Linked DNA regions of Homo sapiens: region 1 is linked to region 2. A link is a loop called in an ENCODE intact Hi-C map of the cell type or tissue named here. Cell type or tissue: endothelial cell of umbilical vein. All regions are shown on one strand. Each heading gives the region's core, and the rest is flanking DNA. Links, peaks and the distances in the headings are about the cores only. Region 1 overlaps PTPRD (protein tyrosine phosphatase receptor type D). Region 2 overlaps PTPRD (protein tyrosine phosphatase receptor type D).

The links. A loop is a pair of places that touch in the nucleus more often than their neighbours do. Peaks named below come from ENCODE experiments on the same cell type or tissue, not always from the same donor. Only the 100,000 strongest peaks of a DNase experiment are listed, where the experiment ranks them.
Region 1: it touches region 2 in a loop (9-fold over the local background); 4 of 110 quality-filtered maps call a loop at or near these places.

What each region holds. Positions count from the first base shown.
Region 1 is chr9:10,260,075-10,277,067 of GRCh38, reverse strand. All of the region lies in intron 3 of PTPRD (protein tyrosine phosphatase receptor type D), which reads left to right. Among named protein-coding and RNA genes, the nearest start is that of PTPRD, 340 kb to the left of the region's middle. In endothelial cell of umbilical vein, for the core only: a CTCF peak has its summit at 8,083 (motif pointing right); DNase peaks (open chromatin) are centred at 8,127 and 11,727; H3K27ac peaks cover 1,837 bases.
Region 2 is chr9:9,991,726-10,008,718 of GRCh38, reverse strand. All of the region lies in intron 4 of PTPRD (protein tyrosine phosphatase receptor type D), which reads left to right. Among named protein-coding and RNA genes, the nearest start is that of PTPRD, 610 kb to the left of the region's middle. RefSeq lists an enhancer at 8,734-9,933. In endothelial cell of umbilical vein, for the core only: a CTCF peak has its summit at 10,081; a DNase peak (open chromatin) is centred at 9,818; H3K27ac peaks cover 1,578 bases.

The DNA of each region.
Region 1 (16,993 bases), core at 4,097-12,096, 270 kb before region 2:
CCACCTGGTGGAGGGGTAGCCCTCTGCTACTTCCTTTCTCTCACTCTCCTTCTATGCCTGGCCTTTGGACATGCCATGAGGGAGGTATCCAGGGCAAAATAATTGGATTATTCTTTACCATATCCCACTGATATGTTCTCGCATTACATTTAGATTCTGATTGTACCAAACTTTGTATAGTTTGTGTACTCAAAGAAGAGCAGAGAAAGTCATGGTGATCTGGCCAACAACTCTAATTTGGGTTGGCTTTTCTCACCTCTAAAAGTATTAGACCTATAATTTTTTAACAATAAGAGTACTTTACTTTCTCTACTACCTGGCCTTCTGTTCTGACATGATTAGTCCTATTATTGCCAGCCATAAGAATAATTTACTTTCTAGGCATATGCCAGGTGCAATATATGTATCTTTTAATCAATTAGGTAGGTGTATGATATACAAGAGTGAATTTTATAGGCTTTAAAACTCATATCTTTATCTACTATGACTTTCGATATTAGATTATAGAAGTACCTAGAGGCTAATGCAATGAATTTGTCTAAAGACTTGTTGCTCAAATTAATTTTATACAATAATTTTAATGGCTTTGTCTTGATTTACCAAGATACTATACATACTGAGATCCAGTCATTTCTCAAATGGCTGAAATTAGTTGTCATTTTCAACTGAGTTCTCTTTTAATGAGCAAATTGGCTACTTTTCTCTTGCATTGTCCTTGGGGGCAAATAATAGGGGCATCAAAGAAAGGAAGGAATGTGCAGGATTGTGTAGCTGTGTCATGCATTTGTTAATGAGCTGAACATGTGACATTTCCCAAATAAAACTAAATATGCAAATGAAAGCAATGGCTGGATTAAGGCCTGTTCATATGTTTAACCTGAGATCCTCTACAAAAATTATTTTTTGAAATGACTGTTTTGTAATATTCATTTTCTATGGTTACTATCTGTCCAGATGGCATTGTTGTAAAAACTTTCTCAGAAGATTAGGTGTCTCCAGCAATCCTGTGCTAAACATTAGTACAGGGTCACTAAGGTCCAACTGAAAGGGACAAGATACCTGAAAATTTGTCAAATGCTTATAAATGTATTTAACACTGTAGCCTGAAAGAGGAAATGAGTCACTCATTCAGAATTATCCCAAGTTACACTGGCTCTCAAACCCCTTGTGCCATATTGATTTTGAGTTTCTCTTCTTTCATTTCATGTCCCTCAGGGATTTTTCTCCACTTGGGGCATCACAAATGTATTTCTGAGGCATGCTTCACTTTTGGCTCCACCATTTCCTGCCTCTATGCTGCATCTCTCTGATTTGTTAACGTGACCATTTAGTTAAATGCTTCTAAGAATTCTCTCCTGCAATTCTGGGACAGGTGAACTTAACCTAGTTTCTAGCAATTTCTACCTCTATTTGACCTTGAAAGAGAGGGAATGGATACTGGCCCCTTTTTTGGTAGTCTATCCCAATAATGGAATCGAACTTCCCTTCATTTCCCCAAAATGATACTAAATATAACACTATCTATGATCAACACCTGATTATAATACCAGTTATGGAGTACTAAATGTGTGTAGGTAGTATGATTTAATCTTCAAATAAATTTATAAGTACATCAATTCTCTCTCTCTCTTTTTCTCTCTCTCATCCCTCTCAATTTATTTACTTATTGACCAAGGCTGAAATTAAGTTTCAAAGAAGTTAAACTATCTAAAGGTTTAGATCTTGAAAATAGCACATCTCAGATGCTGGACCTCTCTACCCCATATGGTATCTTTTTATAAATAAGAAAAGAACAAGTTTCCTTTACTTAAGAAACTTCTTTCAGAAAAATTATCAGAATTTAAAGTTTTTTTGTAAAAAGAAAAAAGATACTTCGCTGCCACCTACAGGAAGGTTTTGCTGTAATTTGGGAATCTATAATCACTGTAATACAGTGTCCTTTTAGATGTGCTATCCTTGTGAAGACAAGAGTTTGCACAAACATACATAGCAGCCCTATTGAAATGTGAAAACTAGTGCCCTGATTTCCAAGCCCTTTTACTTAACTGTACCATAAACTCAGAAATATGTATGCAATACCTAGTTACATGATATATGTAAATTTTCTAGGTAGAACTGTTCAATGCTTTGTGGCTCCATCCCTAGTCACTACAATACACCCATACCATCTATTCCACCGTCATTATTCCTGAGGGCACATTTCCATTGCTGCTGTCTAGATCCTGAATGTCCTAAGGACAAAAGGGATTTTAGAAGGAGAGGTGTCAGAAAATAAATGGAGTTACAGAAAAATGTAAATGTAGCTTCTAAGTTATTTTAAAATATTTAAATGGAATAGCTTTTCTTTATTTCAAAACTCACCACACAATAGGAGGAATGAAAAAGAAAATTAAGTTCCATTATTCCTTAAGCTACTAGACATTTGTAACTATGAGCAATATCTAAAGACAAAGTTTGTGAAAGGTGGTGAATGCAAGCCCAATATTCAGGACATTTGGTGTCTTTTTAAAATTGTCTGCATTTTGGCCAAAGCCATACTTGTCTTCTAATTTAAATATCAATTTAGATCATACTAGCGCAAACCAAATTCTCCTTTTTTAACTCGAAGAATTTATATGCACTAATGGTTGCAGGAAACTATTTGGAGAATGTCGTTTTTGAGGCACTATATTTAGAGACAGCCTCCTGTTGTCATAGCACTTCTGGTTAGTGTCCAACTGCCAAAGGATTCAGTCACTTGTTAGCTATAACCCTTGTCCTCAGAAGGAATTCCTAGCAAGTCAATCTGTTTTCATTTCTCCCCAATGTCACATACAAAAGTTATTAATAAACAGTTCAAATTGGATTTCTGTCTGAAATGATCCAGTTTTCATATGGCTTACCTGCCGTCTAATTTTGTTCCATGTTTTCCCTGTAATGGGAGCATTAAATATCAGAGTTGGACAGAACTTTGGAGGTTAACTGGTGGGCAGAGCTTTCATTTACACCTGAAGAAACAGAAACCCACAGCCATTAAATGAATTTCTCAAGAATGAAATTCTGTTAGGAGGATACAAACAGAAGTAGTATGTCCATCTTGTGACACAAAGCATGAGGATTTTAAAAACTACATTACATAGCTATTGTTACACTGAGTTAGCTAAAAACTTTTGTTTTCAAAAAGAAGCACAGTGTATTGTTAAATAAATATTTGTAGCTCCAAAAATGCTCTATTATCTCAATAAAGTACATCAAGATATAAGCAAGGCCATTGTGTTTTAACCTTTATGGTATGCTACTACCTGATAACCATAGTCTACACTGTGACATTTAATACTGATTATACAAACTTGACTACACACCAGAAATCAGAAGTATTTTTCTGACAGCTTAGTGCACCATTCCCTTCTTAGTGGTTCTTTGAATAAAGAAGTCATTCTCTATTTCTATCAATTTCTGTACTGTGGATTGCATATGTCCTTGGAGAAATTCTGATATACACTTAGGAATCACCCTAAGATATTTTTAACAAAATAAATGCATTTCTACTGCCTCAGAATTTTTGGCTTGGACTTCAGTCAGGTTAAACATTAGTTGGTACTTGACTACTTTTTTCTTTCTTTAAATTTTTATCTAACTCTAATATACCATATCTAATGTAGTTGGCCACTGAAAAAGACCCTATTTCTATTATGGTATTAAAACAATTTTCTTATAGGCTTGGAAAAATATATTCTTCACAATATTCCTTCATTTATTTACTCAATTAATATTTACAATCTAATATGTACCCCATGGTGTGGCAATATGAAATCAGAGATCTATAAACTGAGGAGCCAAAGAGGGACACAGATGCTAGAACTATATTTGGTCTAAAAGGGCATTTCCAAGCTCTCATGTGTATCATAAATCCTTAGTGATATTCCCTTGTGGGATTATGTATTGTCACATTACAGGTACATCATCTGCAAAAGGTAAGTTCTTCTCTGAATATCAGAACTGGAAATTAGAGGAAAACAGCTGCATACACATTGTGCCAATCATCAGAGCATTTCTGGGAAAAGCCAATTTTTCCTGTGGGTTTGCTCATCAAATCTTTCTATGTTTGACAGTGACATCAGGCATTTTTCATCTCTACTGAATTGAGACAGAATACTGATGGACAACATTTCAATTGCTCACCCCACAGAAGAAAGACATTTATTAAAAGTTAAGATAAAAGTCTTCAAAAATTCACACATGTGTGGTATTCTCTCAGTTCTCTTAACCATATATTAGAATTTTAAAAAGGCAAACATTTCTGTTTATAGAAAAATGTCAAGTTGAATACAGCTTAATTTACTGACTCCCTAAACAGGTTCTCAAATGAAAATAGTGGATAAACTATTACTTATGTGAGTTCAAACACTAGGGGGATTTGTGAAATGGAAAGAGAAAATTGTCATATTAAATTATGTTTTACAAATTTCACAGGCATGAAACATAGTGCTGTCTCTTAACAAAATATATAGGTTTTTTATCAGCTATTAAGGGAATGAAAATTACATGAAGAAAATAGGATACAAGAACTATGTGTTTAACAGTGAGTTATCCTGTTTTCAAAAAACAAAGCAATCCATGCCTGGTTATATATCCAAGAAAAATGAACACATATGTCCACCCCAAAATTTGTACGTAAATGTTCACAGATGCACTCTTTACAGTAGTCAAAAAGTAGAAATAACTCAAATATCCATCAACACATAAATGTAAAAATAAAATATTTTGTCTATAAAATGGAATATTATTGGCAATAAAAAGCGAAGTGCTGATACATGTTACAAGATGAATGTATCTTGAAAACATTATGTTAAGCGAAAGAAGCCAGTCACAAAGGAGACCACATATTATATGATTTCGTTTATGTGAAATATCCAAAATAGGCCAGTAGATATAGAGAGATACATAGAGAAAGCACGTTTATGATTGGCTACTGCTGGGAAGGGATTAGGGGGAAATGATGAGTGACTGTTAAAGAGTATGGGGTTTCTTTCTAAGGGATGAAAATGTTCTATAATTTCAAAACTCTGTGAATATAACAAAATTCATATTTTAAATGGATGAATGATATGGTACAAAAATTTCATCTTCATGAAGTTGTTACTGAACAATGCTTAGAAAATAGACTGGAAGAGAATTCACATACAGACAAATAAAATTTAAAAAAAAATCAAAGAAGAATTCCAATGATATAAGAAACAATTGAGGGCCAGGTGCAGTGTCTCACACCTGTAATCCCAGAAATTTGGGAGGCCGAGGTGGGTGGATCACCTGAGGTCAGGAGTTCGAGACCAGCCTGGCCAACATGGTGAAACCTCATCTCTACTAAAAACACAAAAATTAGCCGGGTGTGGTGGCAGACGCCGATAATGCCAGCTACTCAGGAGGCTGAGGCAGGAGGATTGCTTGAACCTGGGAGGCGGAGGTTGCAGTGAGCCGAGATTATTCCACCGCACTCTGGTCTGGGCGACAGAGCAAGATTCCGTCTCAAAAAAAAAAAGAAAAGAAAAGAAAAGAAACAATTGAATTTATCAGTATTGGTTAGTGATGCTTATTAATTTATAAGAAAACACTTGAGATAATTAAGAATATTTTTTCATTGCAATTTTTGTGAAGTTCAATGTTCTTTGAACCATTAGATTCTTAGAAGTCATAAAGAGACTCTGAGTTACTCTTTAAATTTTAATTACTCAAAAATAAGCAGTAGATTTGATGTATCTGCTGGTGTTAAATAGTATTTGTAACACCTAAAAATGCAAATGTACATAGATTGTCTTCTGTTCCAAAAACATATCAATTATTTATAAAATAACATTTTAAGGAATTTAAAATAGTAAATATTAAAATATTTTAAATGCAAGTATGGGAAAATATGGCTCACTTTTTATCTCTACACTTAGTATTATCTATTAAAATGTTAGGTCCAGGCCAGGCACCATGGTTCAGGTCTGTAATTTCAGTACTTTGGGAGGCCGAAACAAAAGATCACTTGAGGCCAGAAGTTCAAGACCAACCTGGGCAACATAGCAAGACCCTATCTCTACATTTTTTTCTTTTCTATTAGCTGCACATGGTGGGGCACTCTTCTAGTCCTGGGAGGCTGAGGAAGGAGAATCACTTGAGCTCAGGAGTTCAAGACTGCAGTGAGCTATGATTGCACCACTGCACTCCAGACTACAAAAGAAACATAAAAAAATAAGTAAAATAAAATATTATGACAAAGAATTTACATAATGTTAGGAAAAACTGTACAATGTATATTTCAGATCATTTCTTATAGGATCAGAAAATAGTCTATATTCTAGTTGTATATTTGAAAGAAATAATGCATTCAAGTCAAGATATACTCCACATGCATCCAATACCACAATTTTTTATGCTGAAGAAAACTTCCATTTAAATTTAATTGTCATTATTGAGCCTGAAGTGTTTTCCAAGGAGTTGAAGATCAAAAAATCTGGTATGGAAGTCAGGTTTTTATTTTGATTTTTGTATGGCAGTTCTGCATTTAACATCTTATTCAAATTAGGCTTTCTCAATATCTGGCACAGCCCTCTCTGACAGATAAAAATTGCTTTGTAAAATTATAGGAAGCAAAAATATATACAACAAGTCTCATTAGTTTGCTTTCAAACTCTTTGAAATTCAACTTGAAATTATATTTTCTTAACTTGAGACTATTGCCCTTAACTAGAGATGCATTGCCTTATAACATCCTATTTTACAAATATGTTGTAATATGAATGCTATATCAGCATAATAAACTTTTATTTTCAAAAAAACTATTGCTACCATTCTTAAAAAACATTTATGATATAATAATCTTTTTTAATAATTTGATTAAGGAAGATGAATTAAAGATTTTAAAAATATATGTATGTAATTATATTTCCATAAGTTTATGTATACTTGTTGACACTTCTTACTGTTTAAAACTTACACATGCACATATATACATGCATACAAACAAAAATACTACTGAACAGGACTCAACTTTTAATCTCATTATCAGCTAATTATGTAGCGCCATTGTAACATGTATTTCCTCCTCTCAAGAAGCTTACATTTAGTATTTTATTCTGTATTTCCCTATTTGAATCTTATAATTTCTGTCATATTATACATACTTGGGTTTAGATGTCAAATTTAACGTTTACTAAGGAAAAAAATTAATAAAAGTATTAAAGCAGTTTTTAATTTTTTTGAAGTTTACTTTTTAGAATTATGTTTTACAGAACATAATTTTTCTTTTTTCAGAAGATTTTTATAGAATTGTAGATATTTTTGTAAAACACAAATTATGAGAACATTTTATTCTCGGTGACTTAAAAAGTTCCAGTAAGTTATGTTGTAATTTTTAAAGTTACAGTTAATAAAGGACTATATCTTGAACTTTCTACAAGACAGCACTCTGGAAGGTACCCACCTTCACCAATGTTAAAAACACATTGCTTGCCTTTAAGCAGCTTACAGTCTTACTAGGCAGAGAAAAAAGTGTAAGCAACAGTAGAGCACCCTCTCTTTTCTTAGAAATCAAAGGGTTTTCTTTCCTCAGGTGGTTGTATAATGATGAAAGCAACCCTCAGAACAGGGCAAATATGTATATTTGTTGACACTTCTTACTGTTTAAAACTTACACATGCACATATATACATGCATACATACAAACAAACAAAAATATTACTCAATAGGAACCACATGTTTATCTCATTATCAGCTAAGTATGTAGCACCATTGTAGCATATACACATACACAAGCCCTTGCTTGTCCTCTTACGTGGATCAAATAGATTAATTCATAGTTAGGGCAATTAGAAATTGCATTAGACTTCTTACAAGAGTTGTTATTTTAAACAATGCATTTTTTTTCCTGGAGTGTTTAATCTGGTATGTTCAAGGTATGGGGCTGGCAGCAGTAAGCTTGTGGAGTGAAAATCTTTTGGATGGAGGAGCAAAAGGTTTGAGCATGTGAACTTTTAGTTTCCTCTTAAAGCAGTGGTTCTCAGCTAGAGATTTTGTCCCAGGGGATATTTGGCAGTGGCTGGAGATATTTTTGATTGTGACACTGGAGGGCGCTACTGACATTCGATGGCTAGAGGCCAGGGATACTGCCAGGCATTCTACAACGCACAGGACAACAAATAATGCCAATGTTGCTGAGACTGAAAATCCCTGCCCTAGATGGGCGAATATATTTAGCCAACCCTCTTCACCCCTTTTGTAAAGGCCAGTTTAAGTTTGTTTCTATCACTTAGCGTTGAAAAGGTAGCATAAAACAGACGGTAGCCGTTGAGAGAGTTGTTCAACATTGTGGTTAAATAGGGATTCTGGGATGAGAGGATATAGTACTAGAAAGGGGATTTAAAAACAGGAAGGAGACAATGTGAGTAACAGATGAGGTGTTTTGTACAAATGGAACTCAGCAAAAGCCCTGAACTGGAGAAATACAAACTTATGATGAAATAGAAAGATCAATCTATCTGTGTTAGGTGGAAAGGAAGAGTGTCAGAAGGATCAAAAGTTACTTGGTAACAGATTGTTAGCCTTGAATGCCAAACTAAGGAGCACTTTAGAGTTTTTGAGGTCAAAGGAATCGTATTCTCTGAAACTATATATTTAAATCCCTAAGAAAACTATTAGTATAATACATAGTTACAAATTTAGAACATTTAAAAATAACAAATAAAAAATGCTGCCCCTCTGTTATAACCACTATTATTATTATTATCGTTATTATTATTATTATTATTATTATTTATAGCAACAGAGTCTTGCTCTGCTGCCCAGGCTGGTGTGCAGTGGCATGATCGTAGCTTACTGCAGCCTGCAACTCCTGGGTTCAAGCGATTCTCCAGCATCAGCCTCCTGAGTAGCTAAGACTAAACAAGCACACTACCACACTCAGCCAATTATTTAAAAAAAAAAAAAAAAAAAGATGGAGATGGGGGTTTGCTATGTTGCTTAGGTTGGTCTTGAACTCCTAGCCTCCAACAATTCTGCCACAGCATCCCAAAGTACTGGGATTATAGGGATGAGCTACCACACCTGGCTGTTAATCACTATTTTTTTAGCATATTTTTTTAGCATAAATTTTGACAAAATTTTCTCTACAAGTAAATCTTTTACATAAACAAGATCATTAGATATGTGTGATTTTTATTTCACTTTTACTGTATTCACCTAATAATAAGTTTCTCAGAGCATAGAAACTATTCCAAAATTTTAATGGCCAGATAGTTTATTAAATGTATACAGCATTTTCTTATTGTTGGTCTTCCTGTTGTTATCAATTAAAAAAATAAGACTTTAATGAACATTTTTGTGCATAACATTTATATTTACTATTATGAAGAGAGTCTGATCAAATGCATAAGCATTTAAGACTCCTGGTAAGACATGCCAAAATGTTTTAAGAAACATTGTACCAATTTATATTCCAGTCCAAAAATAAACTCTAGTTATTCTTAAAATGTAAGGTAATTCTTAACCAAGAAATGCCTTGGGCAAGAATTTTCTTTCTTTCTCATATCTTGCTAGTAGGTGTCAATCATTTGCTATCAGTGACTGAAAAACTTAACCATTAAAAAAATTATGAATTCATCTTTTTATTCATAAACCACGACTCTAATAATACATTAACGTACATTTTTTTCATTGCTTAAACCATAGTTGCTTCCTATATAAATTTGTTCTTAACACTTAGTGTCAAGACGCTAGTGTTCCTGAGATACTAAGTGCCTATAATTTGTATATCTATTTTTTATTTACATCATTCAACCTACTTCCAAAAGTGTTGGTGTAACTCCATCTGCTCCATCCCTGACTACTTTTTTGTTTTTTCCTTTTTTTTTTTTTTTTTGAGACGGAGTCTCACTCTGTCGCCCGGGCTGGAGTGCAGTAGTGTGATGTCGGCTCACTGCAACCTCTGCCCCCCGAGTTCAGGCGACTCTCCTGCCTCAGCCTCCCGAGTAACTGCATTACAGGGGACCGCTACCACTCCCAGTTAATTTTTTTTGTGTTTTTAGTAGAGACGGGGTTTCACCATGTTAGCCAGGCTGGTCTCGAACTCCTGACCTGGTGATTCGCCCGCCTCGGCCTCCCAAAGTGCTGGGATTACAGATGTGAGCCACCATGCCCAACCCCCTGACTACTTTTAAAGGCAGAAATTATTCCCTGGTTTCTTCATGAAGTTTTCTGACAATAGTTTGACAACTTCCAGAATGTTCTTAATGGGCTTTACACGCTAAATTTTTTAACCTAGGTGGGTTGCAACAGTAACTTATCTAGGTTATAGATTTTTTTTTTCTAAAATTAGCCTGCAATGCAGTGCTATTCTCGCTTTTCCTGAAACTATAGTTTCCTCTCAAGCTCAATTCAAATTGTAGTCCTTGCTAAGTATTCTCTTTACATTCTCTCCTATCCACTTTCCATACCCCATGCCGCACAAATACACTTGATGTTATCAGTGCAATTTTACAGTAAAAATAATACCATTAGTTAATAACATTAACCGGATTTCTTTCAAGATATATTCTGCATAAATTATAAGTGACATATTTGAATCAAAATTAGTCTCATTCAGCTTCCAGTGACATCCAGGTCTTTAGAGCTACCATGTTCCTTAGCCTCATCCATTCTCTTATTGCTTTCTCTTCCTTCTTACATATTAGAACTACATTTACATCTGGCATATCTTATGAAGGGCTACATTTAAAAATTTGTATTAAATAATAATACACATACTAAGATACTTGCAATTTTTTTTTTCATTTTCAAGGGCTATTTTAATTCTTAACACTCCTTACATTGCTTGGTTTATAATTTTGCTTAGCAACTGTAATGCATTTTAAGGCACACTTAACTAGTGCTTTTAAAAATTGTGTTCTAACTTGGGTCTGTGTGTGTGTATGTGTGTGTCTGTCCACATGTGTAAGCACATGTGTGCATGTGTGATGGTGTGGGTCTCCATAGGGCCATGAAAAAGGTATTGCGTGAAGTTTTAGTTATATTTATATTTTTTCTAGTTAATATAAGTTTAGTAATATATTCAAAGTTTTACATGATCACTTGCATTGAAAATAAATTTGGAGAAATGCAAGCATTTCTTATTCTATTCAGTGATGAAAGCTTTATATTTTTGCGGGACATAAACTAGATTACTGTAATGCTGATTTCACTTATAATGCAACTTCTAATGACAGAATTTTAATAAGCTCATCTTGATCAAAGTATCAGTTAGGTTTTGATATATAACAAACACTCCCAGACCTTACTGGCTTAAAACAAGTGTCAGCAAACTGTTGCCTATGGATCAGGTCCGGATGCTGCCTATTTGTTTCCTTATTTATTTTTGCTGCCTGTTTTTGTAAATGACATTTTATTGGAACACAGCCTTGCTCATTTATTTACTTGTTGTCTGTGGCTGCCTTTGTGCTACAATGACAGAGTTGAGTAGTTGTGATAGAGACCACATGGCCCACAGAGCTTAAAATGTTTACTATCTGGCCCTTTACAGAGTAAGTTTTTGCATCCCTGGCTTAAAACAACAAGCATTTGTTAGCTCATAATTCTGTCAGCAGTTAGGATTCAACTCAGCAGAGCAGTTATTCTATAATGGCTTTTCCTGGACTCACTCATGTGGCTACGGTCAGCTGGCGGGTGGGCCAAGTTTGTTTGTCATAGAGGGCCTCATTTTTATGTCTGATGGTTGTTACTGGCTGTTAGCTGATGTGGTCAGGAAGACTGAGTCATATGTTTTGTACAGGCTAGCCCAGACTTATTCAAATAGATGCTGTTGTAGGACTTCCAAAAGCAGCAAGGGAGAGTAAGCTCCAGGAGGCAGGAAGTTTTCAAGCCTCTGATTGTATCATATTTGCTATTTTCTCATTGACTAAAGGGAGTCACGGTGTCATACTGTATTAGTCTGTTTTCGTGCTGCTGACAAAGACATACCCCAGACTGAGTAATTTATAAAGAAAAATAGGCCTCATGGACTCAGTTCCCCATGACTGGGAAGGCCTCACAGTCATGGTGGAAGGTGAAGGCCATGTCAAACATGGTGTCAGGCAAGAGAGAATGAAAGCTATGTGAAAGGGGAAACCCCTTATAAAACCATCAGATCTCATGAGACTTATTCACTACCATGAGAACAGTATGGGGGAACTGCCCCCATGATTCAATTATCTCCCCCTGGGTCCCTCCCACAACACGTGGGGATTATGGGAGCTATAATTCAAGATGAGACTTGGGTGGGAACACAGCAAAACCATATCATTCCGCCCCTGGTCCCTCCCAAATCTCGTGTCCTCAGATTTCAAAATTAATCATGGCTTCCCAAGAGATCCCGAAAGTCTTAACTAATTTCGGCATTAACTCAACAGTCCAAAGTCTCATCTGAAACAAGGCAAGTCCCTTTGGCCTATGAGGCTGTAAAATCAAAAGCAAGTTAGCTACTTCCTAGATACAATGGGGGTACAGGCATTGGGTAAATACAGCTGTTCCAAATGGGAGAGAATGGCCAAAACAAAGGGACTAAAGGCCCCATGCAAGTCCAAAATCCAGCAGGGCAGTCAAATCTTAAAGCTCCAAAATGATCTCCTTTGACTCCATGTCTCACATCCAAGTAATGCTGATGCAAGAGGTGGGTTCCCATGGTCTTGGGCAGCTCCAACCCTGTGGCTGTGCAGGGTACAGCCCCTCTCCTGGCTGCCTTTGTGGACTGCCATTGAGTGTCTGTGACCTTTCCAGGAACATGGTGCAAGCTGTCAATGGATCTACAATTCTGGGGTCTGGATGATGGCAGCCCTCTTCTTACAGCTCCACTAGGCAGCGCCCCAGTGGGGACTCTATGTGGGGGCTTCAACCCCACATTTCCCTTCCACACTGTCCTAGCAGAGGTTCTCCATGAGGACTCCACTCCTGAAGCAAACTTCTGCCTGGACTTCCAGGTGTTCCCATATATCCTCTGAAAACTAGGCGGAAGTTCCCAAACCTCAATTCTTGACTTCTGTGCACTCGCAGGCTCAGCACCCTGTGGAAGCTGCCAAGCCTTGGGGCTTGCACCCTCTGAAGCCATGCCCTGAGCTGTACCTTGGCCCATTTTCGCCATGGATGGAGCCTTTGAGATGCAGAACACCAAGTCCCTAGGCAGCAAACAGCAGGAGGGTCCCTGGCCTGGCCTACGAAACCATTTTTCCTCCTATGCCTCCAGGCCTGTGATAAGAGGGGCTGCTGCAAAGGTCTCTGACATGCCCTAGGGACGTTTTCACCATTGTCTTGGTGATTAACATTGGGCTCCTTGTTATTTATGCAAATTCTGCAAATTTCTGCAGCACGCTTGAATTTCTCCCCAGAAAATGGATTTTGCTTGTCTATTGCATTGTCAGGCTGCAAATTTTCCAAACTCTTATTTTTTGCTTCCTCTTGAACACTTTGTTGCCTAGAAATTTCTTCCGCCAGATACCTTAAATCATCTCTCTCAAGTTCAAAATTCCACAGATCTCTAGGGCAGGGACAAAATGTCACCAGTCTTTTTGCCTAGCAAGAGTGACCTTTACTCCAGTTCCCAACAAGTTCCTCATCTCCATCTGAGACCACCTTAGCCTGGACCTCATTTTTGATATCACTATCAGGATTTTGGTCAAAGCCATCCAACAAGTCTCTAGGAAATTCCAAACTTCGCCACATTTTCCTGTCTTCTGAGCCCTCCAAGTCTCTAGGAAGTTCCAAACTTTCCCACATACTCCTGTCTTCTTCTGAGCCTTCCAAACTGTTTCAACCTCTGCCTGTTACTCAGTTCCAAAGTCAGTTCCACATTTTCAGGTAACTTTACAGCAACACCCTATTCTACTGGTACCAATTTACTGTATTGGTTTGTTGCTATGCTGCTGATAAAGACATACCTGAGACTGAGTAATTTATAAAGAAAAATAGGTTTCATGGACTCACAGTTCCACATGGCTGGGGAGGCCTCACAATAATGGTGGAAGGTGAAAGGCACACCTTACATGGTGGCAGGCAAGAGATCATGAGAGCCAAGTGAAAGGGGAAACCCCTTTTAAAACCATCAGATCTCTTGAGATGTATTCACTACCACGAGAACAGTATGTGGGAAACTGCCCCCTTTATTCAATTATCTCCCCTCAGGTCCCTCCCACAACATGTGGGAATTATGGGAGCTACAATTCAAGATGAGATTTGGTGAGGAGACAGCCAAACCATATCACACATCAAGCATCAGTGTGCAAAGGGTCTGTGCAAATGTGTGGATACAGGGAGGCATGAAAAAACTGTGGACTCTCACTGTGAAAATCTATCACCTTTGGCTTCCTAATTTTACCAATAAGAAAAATAAGTCCCAGAGAGGTAAAGTGACTTATTCATGCTCATATAGCTGGTCAGCATCTAAGCCTGTATTTGATCCAGAATCTTCTGCTTTGCAGTACCAATGTCTCTGTTTTTGCTATTTGTCAATACACTTGAGCTTATCATCAGTGAACAATTATGTATCCTACATGGATGGTATAGGATAGTAGTTAACAACATGAACTTGGATTTCAGACCTCAGTTTTATTCATGGCTTCACTATTTCTTAGGTGATTTTGAACAAATGGCTCAAATCTTCTGAACATATTTCTCCCCTGTCACATACCGATGACAGAGTCTACCTCATAAACATGCCTGATGAGTAAATGAGATGCACTCTGTAAGGTATTGTGATAGTATCAAACTAAAATATATGCTCAAAAATGGTAAATAGCATTAGTGTAATTATCCTATTTTATAGTTTGTAGTCCCTTTTTCAAAATATTGTTTATTCTTTAACATTTTCACCATTTCTTGAAAAGCACAAATTAATTTTTTTTTAATTTTTCTTTTAATTTCACCTTTTTAGACCACTGATTTTTAAATAATTTCAGTCTTAATCCTTACAGCTTCATTTGTCAATTAAATGGTTTAATATGCATGTAATAGGTGACCTGGTCATATTAAGTAGCATCTTCGGCCTTTGATTATCTTCTCTCTTTGATTGTGGGGCAATCAAATATTCTAGGGGAGACATTATTTGTTGGACATATTAATTCCCTGAATCTATATATTTCTCCTCAAAACAATCTAAGAGTGGCTGCCAAATTTACTGTATTCTAGAAGGTGAAGCTTGTTTCTTTATTCCCAGCAGACTAGTATACCTTAAGGCTTCCCATCTACTTTGATACCTGGTATAGAAAAAATTCAGTTTTCTTGCTCCTATATATTTACTATTGCCTTATGCCATTATCACTTTTTATAAGAGAGCTGAGTTCAAGGAATGATTCCATTCGTTTCTTACTCTGTTAAACCATGTTATTAGCATAATTATTTTAGATTAACTGATTTGGATTTTTAAACACTAGAAATTATACTGCATCATTGTTTTCTCTGAAGACTATATAAATATACTAGTACAGTCTTTCTTAGAAGCTTAGATTGGATCAAATTAAATGCCAACTCTCTCTATACATATGTATATATACACACACACAACATTCTTTGACTTTGTTCTCATTATTTTACTGAGCATTTATATTGTTTTACTTTTACAAAGTTATAATGTATCTTTCTTTGTCTGTATCTATGTCTGATTTTAATGTCCTAATTTCAATTGAACTCCACCAGGGTAGCTCAATTTCAAATGTTCATAACATTAGCAATGCCAGTCATTGAGATATTACACTTAACTCATATATTATTTCAAATGACATAGAGCATTTCTTTTTTTTCCATTTGAAAAAGCATGTGTCACGTGAATTCTAAGATTCATTTGATAGCAGGTGTCTAGTTTCTATGATCCTCTAGGTTTTTGTTTTGTTTTGTTTTCTCCAAGTTGTTTTGATCTTTTGGATCCAGTCTTTAAAAGTTAGTTTCATTTAAATAACAAAGGCTTGTAGTTTATTCAGAAAAGTGACTCTCTCTCTATATATATATATATACACACATATATATAATATATATACACATATATAATATATATACACATATATAATATATATACACACATATATACATATATACACATATATATACATATATATACACACATATATATATACACACACACATGTATATATGCCCTAAATAATATAATTCCCTTGACTATACAAGAATTAGAAAGAGCAGCAAGAAAATCACGCTTAAATTTTTAGTTTCTATTCTAAACTGCTGGCAAGGGACAAACAAGGCTATTAGTAGGGACTTGTAATCATGTGCAGAACAATGTTGCCCTAAAAGGAAATTTACAAGTGTAAGTACAATCTCCCTTTTGTTAATTATGTTAATGGGAACTTGCATGCTCTTTCTCTGTCAAAAAAACTTGAGGAATGTAGAATATTCTCATGTCATCAGGATAAGTATCACCCTGTAGTGACATTCACTACCACACTACTGCATGACTACAGATTTAGACATTCTTAAGGAGCTCAATTCTTGAGGACATGGAAATATGGGATCTAAGGATTTAGGATCACAAGATAAAATCAAGTTTTCTATTCAGAAATGCTGAGGTTTGAGGGAGAAATACATCTTAGTTGGAATGCGTAAAATGTTGACTTGGAAGACCCTTTTGAGATTACCTATGGGAAACTCTGTATCTGTTGACAAAAAAAACTGAGACCTGGAGTACACAAAAGTCTTCTGTAAAACTTGAGTGTGAGTTACTGATAAAAGGATATAATTAGGACAAGACTGTGAAATTTAACATTATATCTCTGTGTTTTCTTGGGCCGGGTAAGGTTCTGAAACTGCCCAAGGGGTTCTGTGTATTTGGTACTGACCCACATTCTGGACATGACTTCCCTGGGGATGATATAGGGTCTAAGAAACAGTCTAGTCACATTTACGGTTTCCACATTTAACACATAATACCACAGGGAACATGGTTAAATGTTGATTTCAGATAAACAATTTTTTTTAGTATAAATATATCCTAAGATTGTTTTAG
Region 2 (16,993 bases), core at 5,656-13,655:
CAGCCTATAGGCTGTCCATCCTGCAGACTGGGAAGCTTAGCTTCTGGCAAAAACCAGAAGCAGACACTTGAAATAAGGAAGGATGAGACAGGAATTTATGCTGAATGGATTGGCTAAGTATATATATATGCTCACAGGATATGGGAGGAGCTGTGAATATGCATGAAATGGGGCACACATATGCATGCTAAGCAAACATGCATGTTACATATATCCCATGTTCACTTTGGAGTGGAGACTTAACATTTACATGCATTAAAATTAGGCTCTATATGTCAAAATGTGAAACAAAGGCCACACAGGCTTCCTATATTCAGACTCTTAAGTCAGACACAGCTGGTCCACAGTTGGTGGTCTCTCATCAGGAAGGAATGCTGGTTGAATGTGGTTGAAAACACAAAAAGGGAGGGGAATTCAGCAAATCTTTTGAGAGGGCTGGTTTTGGTTCAACTTTTAGGAATGAAAGTCTACTGACAGGGAGGGAGGGGATATAGTGAGGTATGTGTGACCTCCCATCCCATCACAGGTGAGAACTCAGTTTTCAAGGTTTCTCTGAGGTTCCCTGGGCCAACAGGGAATTTGTTAAGCGGGTTGAGGTGCTTAAGATTTTATTGTTATTTCTCACCTTTTATCAAATTGGAAATGCCAGCTCCCCCAGATTTGCAGGTTTGCCTTATGAATATTTCCTCAAATTATAGCTGGTTTATTACTTTATAAACTTACTAAGATTTATAAGTGTTAACTAGAACTAAGAACATAATGGTTCTTAAGTATAGAAATATGATGAGAAAATAAATATACTTTTCTTTAACATGGCATTGATCTTAATAGAATAACCTAAATTTTACTAAAGTAACTATTGGCTGATAAATAAAATTTGATTGTTATGCATCAATTGTAACAGATAATTTATTTCTAACAAGTTCTGATTTTGGACAAGCAGTTAGTATTTTAAATATATATTTTTTTAAATGCTGAAGCTATTCACAATTTTATTTAACATTTTAGCCAAAACATTCCTCATGTGCATGGGGTTGTAGGTGGCTTATGAACAAAATTTTGCCTCTCTCATATTTCTCTCAAAAGAACAATTTTGATGTGGAAGAGATAAACACTGTTGAAATGGAACCATATGACCAGAAGGCATTCGTGAGATCATATGGTTCAGCTCTTTAATGCTTTGCAATTTAGTGCCCAAACCATCCAAACAGATGGCCTTCTGTCTTATTTAACTGGCCCCCAAGGACAAGTAATTCAGAACGCCTCTTCGTATCGTATTCTCACTGTTATAATAAGAAAATTATTTATTCTTCCTTGGTATTGCTTTTGGTCGAATTAAAGCCCTTTACTGTTTATTAGATCATCTTCTATAGAGTTAAATAAAATTGCCATTTTTAATGAATTTTAAAACTCTACTTATGTCCTTTATTTTTCCTCTGATCTATTTTTCCAACATGATAAAGTAAAAGTAATAAAAATGAAGCAAAATGATGTGCTTGACAGTGCACTAAAGGTTTATATAGTTTAGTGCAGAGATAAACACCTACATTTGAATCCTGGACCATATCAATTCTGACTTATGTCCTTAAATAAGTTAAACTCTTTGATCTTTAATGTTTTCTTTTTAAAAACAGAGACAAACACTTCTGCCTTAGAGTGGTGTTGAGGAGCTCAAAGACTATAATGTTATCATCAAGAGAGTTGGTATATCATGGGGATTTGTTACATTAAAATTATTGCTATTATACCAATAGTGATAATACCAGCAATAACATTATTATTATTGGAAAATAATTTTAAAAGAAATTTTGACTATTGAAAGTCAAAATGTAAAATGTCAGAATAGCCTTGTTCCATATTTTCATAAGGTTATTACACCAGTAGATAGAATGGAATGGAAGAAAGTTGTCAATAGAATATATCTAGATTGTAGTAAGTCTTTGACCAGCATTCTTTGGTGTTTCATTGATAGGCTGGAGCAATACTGGATGAATGGTAAGAAACATAGAAGAAATCCTACCTAATCAAGTAAAAATATTGGCTCTGATTATTCGTCCAATGTAAAGGGAACTAAATAATACCTGACATAGGGACACACCCTGCTCAGTTATTTGAAGAAACAATATTAATTATACTCTGATTATATTCATGCATATTCTCTCAACTCTGCAGAAATGCTAATACCCTGAATTCTGTAAAACGGGAATATGATCCAAATATAGCTTATTCTAACATTGGGAGGATATATGGACTAGATCATAAAGAATAAGTAACGGTTTGCCAATATAAAATAATTAGAAAGCTATAAAGGAAAAATAAATTTTAAGTAAGTGGGATCAGCATATAGCATAATTTTCAAAGTGGCTATATATATTAAATCAATGAAAAAATTGTAATAATGGGACTAGAGCTGCACAGACTAGTCACATTGTCAAAGGCTTGTATCAAATGCTAAGTAGTTGAGTTATCCTATAACTAGCAGGGAACTGATGTAAATCATCAATGTATTAAAATGATTAAATTGTATGATTATTTTTCCAGGTTTTACTCTTATTTACATTTTTAGTGCTTCTCTTAAAAACTTTGAAATCTAAAAATGAAAAGCAATAGGAAATCATTAACTGCAATATTTCTTTATTGATTCTCATCTCATTTTTTGTATAATACCATCATATATTTGCATATGTACATATGTGTATATGTTTATAATTGCATGCCCTGCCTTGTTCTTATGTCATAAGCATTTTTGAAATTCAGTTTAGATTTTAGAATTTTAATTTTATTGCCCTGTAATATTTCCTCATTTGACTGATTATTTAATTAAGCATTTACCATAATTTTGTATATTTTAGTACAATTTTGTTCTTTTATATCTAATACTATAATGAAATATCTTTATGAATTTGTGTGCATTTCAGATTGTTAAATGAGGAGAGGGTCTCTCTAAGGGCAATAACTGGGTTAAAGACTATGTATATTTTCATTTTATCAATATATATTACGAGGTACCTTTCCAGAAGGTTTTATAGTGTCATGCCAGAGGGACAAGATAGGTGAGGGAAAAGCTGCATTTGATTAATGAAGGCACATAACCATCTGCTTATGCATTTCTGCCCTAGACATTTCTACTATTTCTTTAGGAAGAATTAAGAAAGGAGATAAAGACACACTCTTAAATTCTCGACTTTCTGATAACCATTTTTGAGCTATCTGAAAAAGAAAGAAAAAACAGAAACAATAATAATTTTGACAATGTTCTGCTACTTGTCCAGGCTTCCTGCCAAGGAGAGAGGGAGCTGCAACTTAGCCAAGCAGCAGTCCGCAGGAACTGAGCACAGTAGAACCTACAACTGCTTTTTGATAATCTTGGTCTTATCTGTTGGCCTCGAAAAGAAATAGCCATCATGATACAGAAATAAAGCCTAGTATCAGAATCATCGAGTGGTAGCATGTTTTAAGGTCTCTTTTACTTTAAAAAGCTGTTGGTTGTGTGCTTTAGAAACACCAAGGTTAGCTTTGTGCCTTATCTGCTGCCCTAGGACAGTAACAGTTATTATAATCGCCCAAAGGTTATACAATGACCTTTAAATGGGCTGAAAAATAAAAGACAAAAAAAAATCTTATAGGAAATAGTGTCCACGTTTTACACTTAGGCATTTATTTTTCATTGCAAAGAAATATGATCAAGCTAAGAAAAGTAAAGTTTTTCCATTAGTATTAAGCATGGCATGAAACTAGCATTTACAGTTGGACTACTTTTGAGTTAGTTAATTTTAAGACCCTCTGCTAGAAAACACCAACTTGGAAAAATTTGCTAGAGCCAGTCCTTCGAGGGAATGAGTGAATAGTAAACCCTGATCTGCTTTTAAACAGAACTAAATCTCAGTGTGACAACTTTCAGTTGTTGAGTTGCATTATTTATTGAATACACTACTGTAAACTTAGTTTGCTTACTGAAAGGTTGTACTTGGGAACCATTGATTTTATAAAGTTTGGTGTTTATAAAATTATGACACTATTTGGTATTTTAAAAATAGAATTATCTAAAAACGTTATGTTTACACTGTGTGTGTGTGTGCGGTGTGTGTGTGTGTTAAAATGTAAAACTTATCAGAGAGCTAAATGGCACCTTAAAATTATTTAATTATTTATTGTATAATATGTGGCTTAAAAATATTTTGTTTTCTGCTTATATACCTATTCTCTTGACCGGTGGGTAATGAATGATTGCATATTTTTATGTGAAAAGAAAAGAAAATGATGTGAATTATCTGCCATACACATATACATTTTGGGGATTGGGGTTCTGCAAATATTATTTAAATATAAAATGTATTAATTTGCTTAATTCCTCAATAAATAGTTTTTTGAAATGACTTTCTCCTTTGTTTCCACATGGCAAATTCCCTCTTATCATTCAAAATGTGGCTTTAATATAGCCTAATGATTGCTTTTATTCTCCAGGTATACTTAACAATTTTATCTTCTGGAAAAACAACACCCAATATATACAACCTAAATTTTTTTTAATGTATTTAGGCACATTTTCTCCATCAAACTTAAAACCTTTCTATGTCAGGGGCTATATATTTCTTTTCTTTTTTGTAGCCACATGCTGAGTATAATATTTGATGAATATTAGTTCCTCCATAAATACCCATTAAATTATTTTTTGAAGACTGTTAGTGTACCAGGGTTAAATAAAATAACCTTTGAAGTTTCTCAATTCCAATCTTTTTTTCCTCTTATTTGTAGAGAGCTTAATCTTGCAAGGCAATATTTATTTCAAAATTAATTTTGAATAATTTGTATTAGGGTCTGTAAGCAAATAAATCGGGTATGTCGGCTTTTTAAAATTTGGCCATTAGGGTATTAAAAAAATTTAGAATTTGAAATTTAATTCAAATTGGGGAAAATAATAGTACCTGTTTAATAAGCCTGTTGTGAGGACCACATGAGTTGTTATAAATAAAGTACTTAAAATAGTATTCACAAATGGCTATATTATCATTAAATTGTTTTATTGTTGTCATATGTTTTATCAGCCTTATTGGGTTATTAATATTAACCCAATATTAATCTTATTGGGTTATTTTAGTATTAACTTTATCTCTTATAAAAAGATTTATCATTGGAATAAGTTGAGATTCTATCTTTTAATAATAGCACTTTCTCTTCTTTAGTTTCACTATCTCTTATACCATCTCGGCCCTTTTTAATCTAATTCAGAACACACAATTGTTCTTATAATTGGATTCATATATATTCAATCTTAATTCATCTCCAACCCATTTTTCTTAATATCCCCCAACTTCAAATTATCTTCTAAAATGTAATTTTGAGTCTATGGTTTTATTGCTTAAAAATTATTCAGTGGTCCTGCATCATCTATTTATGAAATCTAAGTATCTTAGTAGTTTGTCTTCCTTTCTAACCTTTATCTCACTTCCTCATTCCTCATCATCTCCATAGATCCAGTATTCTAGGCATATAACTACATGTAATTCTGTGGATGTGTCATATCCTTTCAATTCCATAATTTGGCTTTATTCTTCCTTCTGCCTGGAACTCATTTCTTATGTCCCTTGACTAACAGAAGACTATCTTTCCTTTAAGACACACTTGATATGTCACCTCTTTCATAGTGCCTTTATTTTATTTCCAAGTAATTATTAATTATTAACTGTTTCTCTTATAATTGATTTGTAATTTTATCTCATTTTAGTTGGTGGTCTTTCATTTAAATTTAAATTTTTAATTATTTTAAATATGTTGAGGCTTACTATAAGATATAATTAATAATGATACATCCTGAAGAATGTTCCATGTGCACTTGAGAAGATTGTGTATTCGGCTAGTGTATGAAATATCTTCTACAGATTTTCATTAGGTCTATTTCGTAGTGTTATTGAAGTCTTTTTTTTTTATCATCTACTTTTTCATTTTATCTATTATTGAAAGTGAAGTATGACAGTACCTACATATTGTTAAATTTTCTATTTCTCTCTTTGTTTCTGTAAGTTTTTTTTTTCAAGTATTTTGAGACTCTGTCATTAGGTACATATGTGTTTACAGTTCTTATGTCTTCCTTAAAGAGTGACCATTTTATTATTACAAAATATTCTTCTTTTGTGCTAGTAAAATTTTGTAGGTTTAAGTCTATTTTGTCTGATAGTAGCTGTAGACACTTTAGTTTTCTTTTGGTAACAGTTTTCATGACATGTATCTTATCATCCTTTTATTTTCAACTGATTTGTGTCTTTGAATTTAGTGTTTCTTTTTTAGACAACATATAGGTAGATTAAGTGTTGATTTTTAAAAACTAATCTATTCTCCCAACCTCAGCATTTAAATTGGAATTCTTTATATAAATATATATATATATATTTATATTTAAAGACAAATTATAAAGTAACATTTATGCATGCCATTTTACTTTTTTTGTATGTCTTGTGTCTTTTTTTTGTTCCTATGTTTCTTTAATATTGCTCTTTTTTGTGATAAACATTTTTAGTATACCAGTTTGGTTCCTATGTTATTTATTCTATTTTTTAAAATCTTATTTTCTTAGTTATTGTGCTTGGGATTACAATTAACTGCTTAATTTAAAACAATCTAGTTCAGATTAATACAACTTAATTTCAATAGTTTACAGAAACATTGCTCCAATGTAGCTCCTTTCTTTAGCTTCCCTTTTGTATTAACATTGCTATAAAAATTACATCTTTATAATTTTAAACCCATTAATAAAATTCATGCAGTTATCTCTTAAGTCAGGTAGGAGTATAAAAGCGTTTTAAACAAAAATATATTTACATTATCTTGTATATTTCCCTATATTGTTTGTTTGTCTGTACTCTTTATTCCTCCATGTGGACTCAAGTTACTGTCTAGAGACTTTTCATTTCAACCTGAAGGACTCTCCAGTTAGTATTTCTCATAGGGCAGCTGTACTAGTGACGAATTCCTTTAGTTTTTCTCTTAATTAGTATGGTGAGTTACATTAATTAATTTTATGTGTTAAACCATTTATTTTATTATTTCTCCTATGTTTTAAAAAATAATTTTGTTAGGTAGAGAATTCTTATGTGATAGTCTTTTTCTTCAGTGCTTTGAATACGTTATTCCATTGCCTCTGGCTTCAGTGATTTCTGAAGAGAAGTCAACTTTTAATCTTATTGACAGTGACAAGTATGTGATAAGTTCCTTATCTTTCTGCTTTTAAGATTATCTTTGTCTACTGATAATTTGACTATGATGTTTCTACTTGTGGATCTCTTTCAGTTTATCCTTATAATTTATTAAGCTTCTTGGATATACAGATTGTCTTCTTACCAAATTTGGGAAACTTTTGACTATTATATCTTCAAATATTCTTTTGGACCCCTTTTTCTCTCCTCTTCAAGGAGTTTCATTTTATATGTGCTGATATACTTTATCCCACAGGTTTTGGGGGCTCGGTTCATTTTTCTTTATTCTTTATCTTTCTGCTCTTCGGAATGGATGATGTCAAATTGATACAGATCCGGTGACTGGAGGAACACCAGGGTCATTGGTCTCACGCCAATTTAGATAAATGACAGAGACACACGTGGAGTGGTTTTAAGGAGTGGAGAATTTAATAGTCAAGAAAGAAGAAAAAAAAGCTCCCCGCTACAGAGATAGAGGGAGCGGGGTTCCCAAGAGAGAAACCCTGTGTGCTGCTGCGAAAAAGTGGTCGGTAATATTGGGAAGCTGGAGAAAGCAGTGTCTGATTTGCATACGGCCCAGTGGATTGGTTTGACCAGGTGTGTATTTCACATAGCCCAGAAAAACCTGACCCTCCCACCCCAGGCTCTTAATATGCAAATGCAGGCCACCAGATGTCCTGCACCCGTGGAGATAGCTAGGGGTGGCCATGATGCCTGGCACACGTGCTGACAAGAAAAGGGTGAGAATCACCAAGCTGGCCATGTTGGTTAGACCTAGTTTCTAATCACCAGCATTAGCATGTTAATACTTGCCAGCCTGGCTTTCCAAACCGCCTTTCTGTTAGAAAAGAAATGTTTCGGGAGCTGTTTTTATTAAAAGAAAAAGTCTTATCAAGAACTTTTACCCTCTATATCTGCCTAGAATTATTTCTTAATAACTCCTGTATTATTCCCCCCTCAAGAGAAGTAAACCTAACTGTTGTTAGTGGGTGTTGGACGACAATTATTTCTGGCTACTTCCTGATGAAAAGGGGCGTCATGTCGGGGAACAGCAGTTGGGTCTTCTCCTGAGGTGGATTTAAGGGTACTTGGAAGAATGGCTTGTCCATGTGGGGCTCTGTTTGCAGCACCATTTTGAGTTTGATCGTTTCTAGGTGAAAAGAGATAAATTTTACAAGAAGGTTAAAAATATAGGGTTGGATTATGAGTATTAAAATTATCACTGTTAGTGGGGGTCCTATAGACTATAACTAACAGTGTAATTTGACTCTTGTTAGTTACACCCATGTATTGCAACACCAGTTTGCCTCCACTAGATGTTTATGTACATTACCAGAAACATTAATATAAAAGCAACATTTTCCTTGAGAAGAGCATACATTTCCCCCTTGACTTGCCATTGGAGAATAACTTTAGGCTTAGGCAATTTTTATAACTTGCAGTATGATTGGGAGAGATACATTATTCGGTGGCTAAATAACTTTGGCATTAATCTTGACAATTCCTTTCCTTTAATTATTAAATTTTTTCATGACTTTCACAGACCCTCTTACAACAGACTTAAACTTTCTGACTTGTCCTAAACATTCTTTCTCTAAACAACCGGTCATTTCCTTTTAGGACAAGAATTTACCAAACAAGATCCTTCCTTATATAAAATCTCTTTCTCTATAACCTTTTCATAGCTTAGAGTGCATCACATTAGCAACCTTCGGTAAAAAGTCCCGTCAAACTTAATGATAGTAAAAACTATTACTCCTGCTGTAAGCAAAACAACCTTGACGAAATCTTTCCTGTAACTACTTATCCTGCTCTAAGTATAATGAGGCAAAATATTACAGCAATTAGAATTTTACAACCAGAATTCCACATCGTGGGTGTCATAGTGTATAGTTCTATTGCAAATAGTAGCGTGACTATAACAATTCCCATGAGAGTGACGTAGTAAATAATTTCCATTTAAAACTTTACTTGCCAAGACAACATTTCTCTTTGGGAAGCTACAAAGTTACAAATGCAATCCCATGTATAATTAAATTCTCCCTGCAAATATGTGTTAAAAAGAAGTTCTAATATTTGGTGGCAAATTTTGAGAGGGAAGGGCAGAAATAATAAAAAGTCTGGTGAGGTAGCAGTGGGACTGAGTAAGATGAGCAGCCCTTCCCCAGTTACTTATCTTTCATGATTTTCAGCCTAAGGTCTTCTATTTCTCCACATTGAGATTCAGGACTTTCCTCTGGGCTTTCAGGGGTTGCTCCCTTAGCTTTTTAGGCTTTGACTTGAGTGTGGTGCATCCAGGAGATGATTCCTGTAACTGTCAAAAGAACAGTGTCGGGCCTTTCCCAGCCCGAGCGTAGGGAAGAAAGCAGAAGTGAGAGTTTTCACTAATACCAGATCTCCTGGGTTAAATAAACGTGGTTTCATTTCCTGGGGTTGGCCATTTGCTAGTTGTGCTAATGCCTTGAGGCTTCCTTGCTGCTGACTTAGCTGCCTGATTAGCTAATCTATTTCCTTTGGCTACCTCATCTGTTTCCTTTCGATGTCCCCTGCAATGCATCCCTGCTATTTCTTATAGAAGGAAAAAAAACTGAGGATAATAACCTGTTAATTTCTTGGTGATATTTCCTGGAGATCCATTGATGGTAAGAAAATGTCTTTTCTTCCAAATGGCAGCATGAGCATGGAGAATCAGGAAAGAGTACTTGGAGTCAGTAAAAATGTTAGCTACCTTTCCCTCGCTTATCTCAAGTGGTCTTGTTAGAGCTATTAGCTCAGCTAATTGAGCACTTGTGCCTGGAGAGAGACGTTATTTAGAGCAACTACTGCTTATCTTGCCTTGTGTACTTCTTGCTTTCCTGGCTATTTGTTAGCTTAGAGCTCCCCTAGAGGACAGTGATCCTGCCACATTATGTTGAGTGTAAACAGCTAAATTACGTCCTAGGGTTAATTTGGAGGGATTTTTTTTTTTTGACTAGTAGAGCTATCATGATAATGTCTGGGAAGTATGTGTCAACTAAGGTTGAGAAAAATATTGGATTAGAGTTTTTCTTGAGATGCCCCTTAAGGTCATGCTATGGGAAGGGGAGAGGCCTGGATTAGAGAGGAGAAAAGAGAGACTGGCTGTAGTGCTTAGAAGGAGGTCTACTTTTTTTCCTTCAATTTCCAGAATCACCTGGGGCTCCTGTGCTATAATGGCAGTTTGAGCTGCTGGACCCACGGTTTGAGCCCCGGGACCCATCAATCCTGCTGGACCATCTGTGAGACTCCACCCAGTGACCTCCACCTCCGAGGGCAGTTCTGTCTCCAGTGGTCTTCACCACAGGCTGGACAGGGTCGAGGTGGCTTCATCTTGCTGCCTGGGCATTCCTTCTTCTTCTTCTTTTATATATATATATATATTTTTTTTTTTTTTTATTATACTTTAAGTTCTAGGGTACATGTGCACAGCGTGCAGGTTTGTGTTCCAAGAAAGAAACTCTGTGTGGGGCAGAAAAGTGGTTGGTAATATTGAGAGGCTGGAGGAGAAGGTGTCTGATTTGCATATGGCCCAGGCGATTGGTATCACCAGGTGTGTCATTCATGTAGCCTGTGAAAAACCTGGCCCTCCCATCCTAGCCTTTTAAATATGCAAATTATAGCTGTCATGTAGTCCTGCACATGTGGAGCTATCTGGGGGTGGCCATGATGCCTGGCATATGTGGTGACAAGGAGAAGAGGGTGGGAATTGCCATGTTGGCCATGTTGGGTGCACCTACTTTCTAATCACCCACATTAGCATATCAATACTTGCCAGCCTGGCTTTTCAAGCTGCCTTTCTGCTAGAAAAAAACGTTTCAGGAGCTGTTTCTATTAAAAGAAAAAGCCTTACCAAGAACTCTTTTTACTCTCTCTATCTGCCTAAAATTATTTCTTAATAATTCCTTTATTAAAATTGCATGTTGGCCAGGCACGGTGGCTCACGCCTGTAATCACAGCACTTTGGGAGGCTGAGGTGGGCAGACCACCTGAGGGTGGGAGTTCAAGACCAGCCTGACCAACTTGGAAAAACCCCATCTCTACTAAAAATACAAAATTAGCTGGGCATCATGGCACATGCCTGTCTGTAATCCCAGCTACTCGGGAGGTTGAGGCAGGAGAATCGCTTGAACCCAGGAGGCAGAGGTTGCGGTGAGCTAAGATTGCATCATTGCACTCCAGACTGGGCAACAAGAGTGAAACTCTGTCTCAAAAAAAAAAAAAAAAATTGCTTATCTTCAAGTTTGCTGATTCTTTCTTCTGCCATTTCAAATGTTAAGTCTCCCTAGTGAATATCTTTTTAATTTCAGTTATTTTGCTTTCAATTTTAGAATAGCTACTTGACTCACTTTTATAATTTCTAACTATTTATTGAGATTCTCTATTTGGCAAGATATTATTCTTAGGTTTTCCTTAATTATTTGGACATTGTTTTCTTTAGGTCTTGGATTATGTTTACAATAGCTAATTTGAAGTGTTTGTCTAGTAAATTCAATGCCTGGGCTTCTTCAAAGATAGTTTCTACTGACTGCTCTTTTTCCTGTATACAGGCCATACTTCCTGGTTTGTTAAATGTTTCCAAATGTATGTTTTTGATAACTGGATATTTAATCTAATATAAATATGCCAACTCTGAAAATCAGCTCTTCTTTCTCTCAGGGTTTGTTGTTGAAGGTTGTCTTGTTGTTCTTCTTAATATTATTTTCTTTAGTAACCTTCCTGGATGAATTCTGTAAAGTCTGTATTCCTTGCCGTATGAAGCCACTGAAATCACTTCTGAGGACCTTATAGTGGTCAGCTAATAATTAGACAATAATTACCTTAAATGCTTTGAATTAATAGGTCTCCCAACCTTTGCAGAAGGCCTCTGTGTTTTAATACAGCACAACTTCAATACTTAGCAAGGCAGTTTACATATTTTCCTCAGCTTCACTTTCTGCTTTCACAAAGGCTCAAGGTCAGCTAGAAGTAAGAGATTAGGGACCCTCAGGTCAGTCCTGGGCATTCACACCACCTTGCCCAGGCATAAGTCTTCCTGATTCCAGGCATGTTTACATTCTCTCAGAGCTCTCTATGGACATCTCATTTGCCAGTGTTTTGTTTTCTTTTATTTTATCAGCCTCTCCCATACTGAGAGCTTATCTTATTTATTTAATATCCTAATTCACTATGGTAATATTGTGTAACAAATTACTATTTTGTCTTCTGAGAGGCTTTTGAATCAATTTAATTAATAATTATTAGATATGAAAACTCTCTTCATTTACTGGAGTAACTCCCAACTTAAGTTATGAACTAACACCATAGTAGGATATCAGACCAATATAAGGATATCAGTCCTTCATTTATTTCTGGGCAATACATTCTATGACATATAATCACAGTAGAAAGATAATATTTTTAAATGATTTAATACATGTGTCATGAATTTCAAATGAAGGAAAGGGAAATATCTGGAAAAAATGAGACTCGAGCTGGAAATGTAGGTAAAAATGAAATGGCAAAATATTATGGTACAGTAGAATAAAAGAAAAAAGAAATTTATACAATTAAGATCTGGTAGAAATAAATGGATTGTTTTGGGAAGGGGAAGTAGTGAGCTCCCAGTCACTGATAATGTTCAAGTGGAATGTAAATTAACAGTAACTGAGTAATAGGGGATTGAATTGTGGGTTTACAGAGCATTTTACCACCTAAAAATATAAGAATATAATCTGGGGGCAGAAAAGTATCAAATAAATAGCAACAATAAACATGTCTGACAGGGTCCCAACAAGAAACACAATACACTGTAATTGGGTAATAGGAAGTAGGTAGAGTAAAAGAGAATCATTCAGACGTGGAAACAGCAGGGAGTTACTTCTAAGGCCTAAGAGCAAAACAGGAGGAAACAGCTCCTTGAACCAGGAGGTTTAGGAAAAGGCAATCTGACTAAAGTGGCCACTGCCAAGCTACTGCCCAGCAATCTCAGGATACAGAGTGGGGTGGAGAAAAGGGAGAATGGATCTGAAGAGGCAAGTAAAAGTAGCACATATGTCCGTGAGGGAGATTTATAAACTTTTATCTCTTAGACCATTTTTAATATCTCCACAGGACATGTACACCTCATGAATTAGCATGACAAAGCTATAAACTTTGTAATTTATAGCTTACCTTTACAACTGTTGGGGGCCTTGTTTTTGTTTGATTGTTCTCTTTTTAGTTTCACCATCTGCAAATATTGGGAAGACAGAATACCTTAGAGAATGCTATAAAAGCCCTATTTTACCTAAAGAAAAGTGAAGTATGCTGCCAAACCAATAGCTCCATGGTCTTTAAATTTTTCTGGAGGCCTTTAGCTTTTGGTATTAGAAAATAGAATGATAGCCTTAGGCAAAAAGTAGCCAGAATAATATTTTTCCCTTTAATTGTATGTTTCTACATAGTAAAGAGATTAGATTAATTCATAAAAATCTAAATTCAGTTTACAAAAATAAGCTTAAACTTAATAAACTCATTTTGCTTATATATGTAAATGTACCTGTTTTTAAGCTTTTAAATTTTAAATGTACTAAAGGAATATTAATTTAAAATACAGTGAATATAGTTTTATTTTAAAAACATGGATGCAGTATCCAATATTAACATTATATATAATATGCTATTTGGAGACTTAACTACTCTCACCTAAAAATATTTTAGACAAAGCAAGAAGTTTTCATCATTAGTAAAACAAAAAGTTATTGTTTGCCTTCTAAAATTAAAATGTAATACAATTGATAAATATTTTAGCTAAACATTTGTTCAATTGTAAATATGTTTTGTGATTGTTTAAGATGCACATGGTCTTTATTGAGTATAAACTCGACATTTCATATATATCCCCACTTTCTCTCTTTTACTTTTGTAATTTTCTGTTTGTTTTTTCTTTTATGCTTTTAGGTTTTGTTCTTTTTGACAAAGGACACTGTTCTTTGTCCTTTAACAGATTGTGTTATAACAGCTGAGTTCAAAACAGTCATTTATTGGGCATCTATGATGTACCAGACAATATCCTAGGGAGGGAGATAAACAAACAGATAAGACGTCAGTTCTGAATTTTAATATACAGTATGGGAGAAGAGATAAACATAAATTATTCTAGAGAGGTAAGTGAAGTTTAAGTAATAAAGTACATTGGTGCTGAATGTTATCTTTTTTAAAGAAACTATCTTACAAATTTAATATCCATAAGATAAAAGTATTTTCAAAAGATGGAACAAATGAGGAAAAAGGAAGGATATAGAAAGGAAGCATCCAAGAGGGTGAGCTCTCAAAATGTGTGTAATAAAATCCCAAATCCCTGCTAGAGCAACAGATTAGGTCCGTGGTTATGGACAAAGACTTTAGAGCCAGACTTCCTGGTTTCAAGCTCTGACTTTACTTACTAGCTATCATCTGAGGCAGTTAAATTAATCTTTCTGTATCTCAGTTTTCTTATTTGTACAATGGGGATAAATTGTCCCCCACTCAAAAAATTGTTGTATTAAATGAGTACACATGATTTAGAATCATGTCTAGTACGTATTATACATATTTACAAGTAGCAGTAGTAGTACTCTAAAAGATGGTTTATACATCTAGCTCTAAGTTTTCTTTGCCATGATCACCATGATCAGTTAACATGATTCACTGTGTCTGTATGATTTTTAAAAATCTCATTGGTGGAGAAAAGCAGATTCTGTTTTATTTCTTAATTCAAGTATAACAGAAAAATTGCAAAAAATCACAGATGTCTAACTCATTAAATATTCACAAAAGTGACCAGACGCATGTAATTAGTATTTCAGTCAAGGAGTAAATATCACTCTTGTTATATTAGCCCCTGATACCTCTGCTAATCACAAACCCCTGCTTCCTCTCCAAAGTTAGTCTTACTTCCAGCGTCACAGAGCAATTTTTTGTTTCTAAATTATATATAAAATGAATCAAGTAAAATGTATTTTTCCTACTTTGGCATCCTCAACTTTATATTAGAGAATTTATCCATATTGTTATACATGGTTGTAGCACATCTATTTTCATTGCTGCTTAATATTTTATTATAAGATCATCTCACCACTACTTATCCCTTTAACTACTAATGAATGTTTGTGTTGTTTCCAGTTTGTGCCTATTACAAAAAAACATACGACCTTGAACATTCTTGTACGCACTTTGATGTACATGTTTATCGTTTGCTCTTTGGAGGGAGAGGATAATATATGTACCTAAGAATGAAATTGCTAGGCCATTGTTTATGCATATGTCCATATTTAGTAGATATAGCCAAATGATGTCTAAAGTAATTAGACCAATTTATACTCCCACCAGGAGAATATGAGAATTCCAGTTACTCCACATCTTTGCCAACTCATACTAGTGATTATACACATGGGAATGTAAAGGCTGGACCAGAAGGAAAGGATTTTCAGCTTTAGTTGATACTTTTAAATTTTCTAAAGTATGTATTTAACCAACAACTATTTATGAAAGTTCACATTGGCATCTAACTGTTTTTTTTTAACTTTGAAATTCTTTTTATTTTATTTTATTTTTTTATTATTATTTTACTTTAAGTTCTAGGGTACATGTGCACAACGTGCAGGTTTGTAACATATGTATACATGTGCCATGTTGGTGTGCTGCACCCGTTAACTCGTCATTTACATTGGGTTTATCTCCTAATGCTATCCCTCCCCCCTCTCCCCATCCCCCAGCAGGCCCCAGTGTGTGATGTTCCCCACCCTGTGTCCATGTGTTCTCATGGTTCAACTCCCACCAATGAGTGAGAACGTGCAGTGTTTGGTTTTCTGTCCTTGCCATAGTTTGCTCGTAATGATGGTTTCCAGCTTCATCCATGTCCCTACAAAGGACATGAACTCATCCTTTTTTATGTCTGCGCAGTATTCCATGGTGTATATGTGCCACATTTTCTTAACCCAGTCTATCATTGATGGACATTTGGGTTGGTTCCAAGTCTTTGCTATTGTGAATAGTGCTGCTATAAACATACATGTGCATGTGTCTTTATAGCAGCATGATTTATAATCCTCTGAGTATATGCCCAGTAATGGGATGGCTGGGTCAAATGGAATTTCTAGTTCTAGATCCTTGAGGAATCGCCACACTGGCTTCCACAATGGTTGAACTAGTTTCCAATGATGACTGATAAGCTAGAATACGTTATTTTTCTTTACCACGAATTTTTATTATTATAACTTTTTATTTTCATTCCATCTAACTTTTAGTAGCTTTATTGAGATATAATTTAAATCACATATAGTTCAATCATTGAAAACACACAATTCAGTGGTTTTCAGTATATTCACAGTCATGCAACCATTGTCACTATCTCATTCCAGAATATCACTCCAAGAAAGAAACTTTTACCCATTAGCAGTCTCGTCCATTCTACCGCCCACAGCCTCCAGGTCTAGACAATCACGAATCTACTTTCTAACTCTCATGGGTTTGCCTATATTGGGCATTTCATATAATGACTGACTCCTTTCATTTAGCGTAATGTTTTTGAGGTTCGTTATGTTGTAGCATTGTGTCAGTACTTCACTCCTTTTTATTGCTGATTATTACTCTACTGAATGTGTATACCACCTTTTCTTTATGTTAATGGCCATTTGGAACTCGTGTGTGTGTGTGTGTGTGTGTGTGTGTGTGTGTGTGGTGCTGTTGAAGTCCCTCGCACATTTGTTATTGGAATTGTCTGGTTTTTGACAATGACTTGTGGAAGTTCTATTCATCTTGTGAATATGAGACCTTTGGTATATACA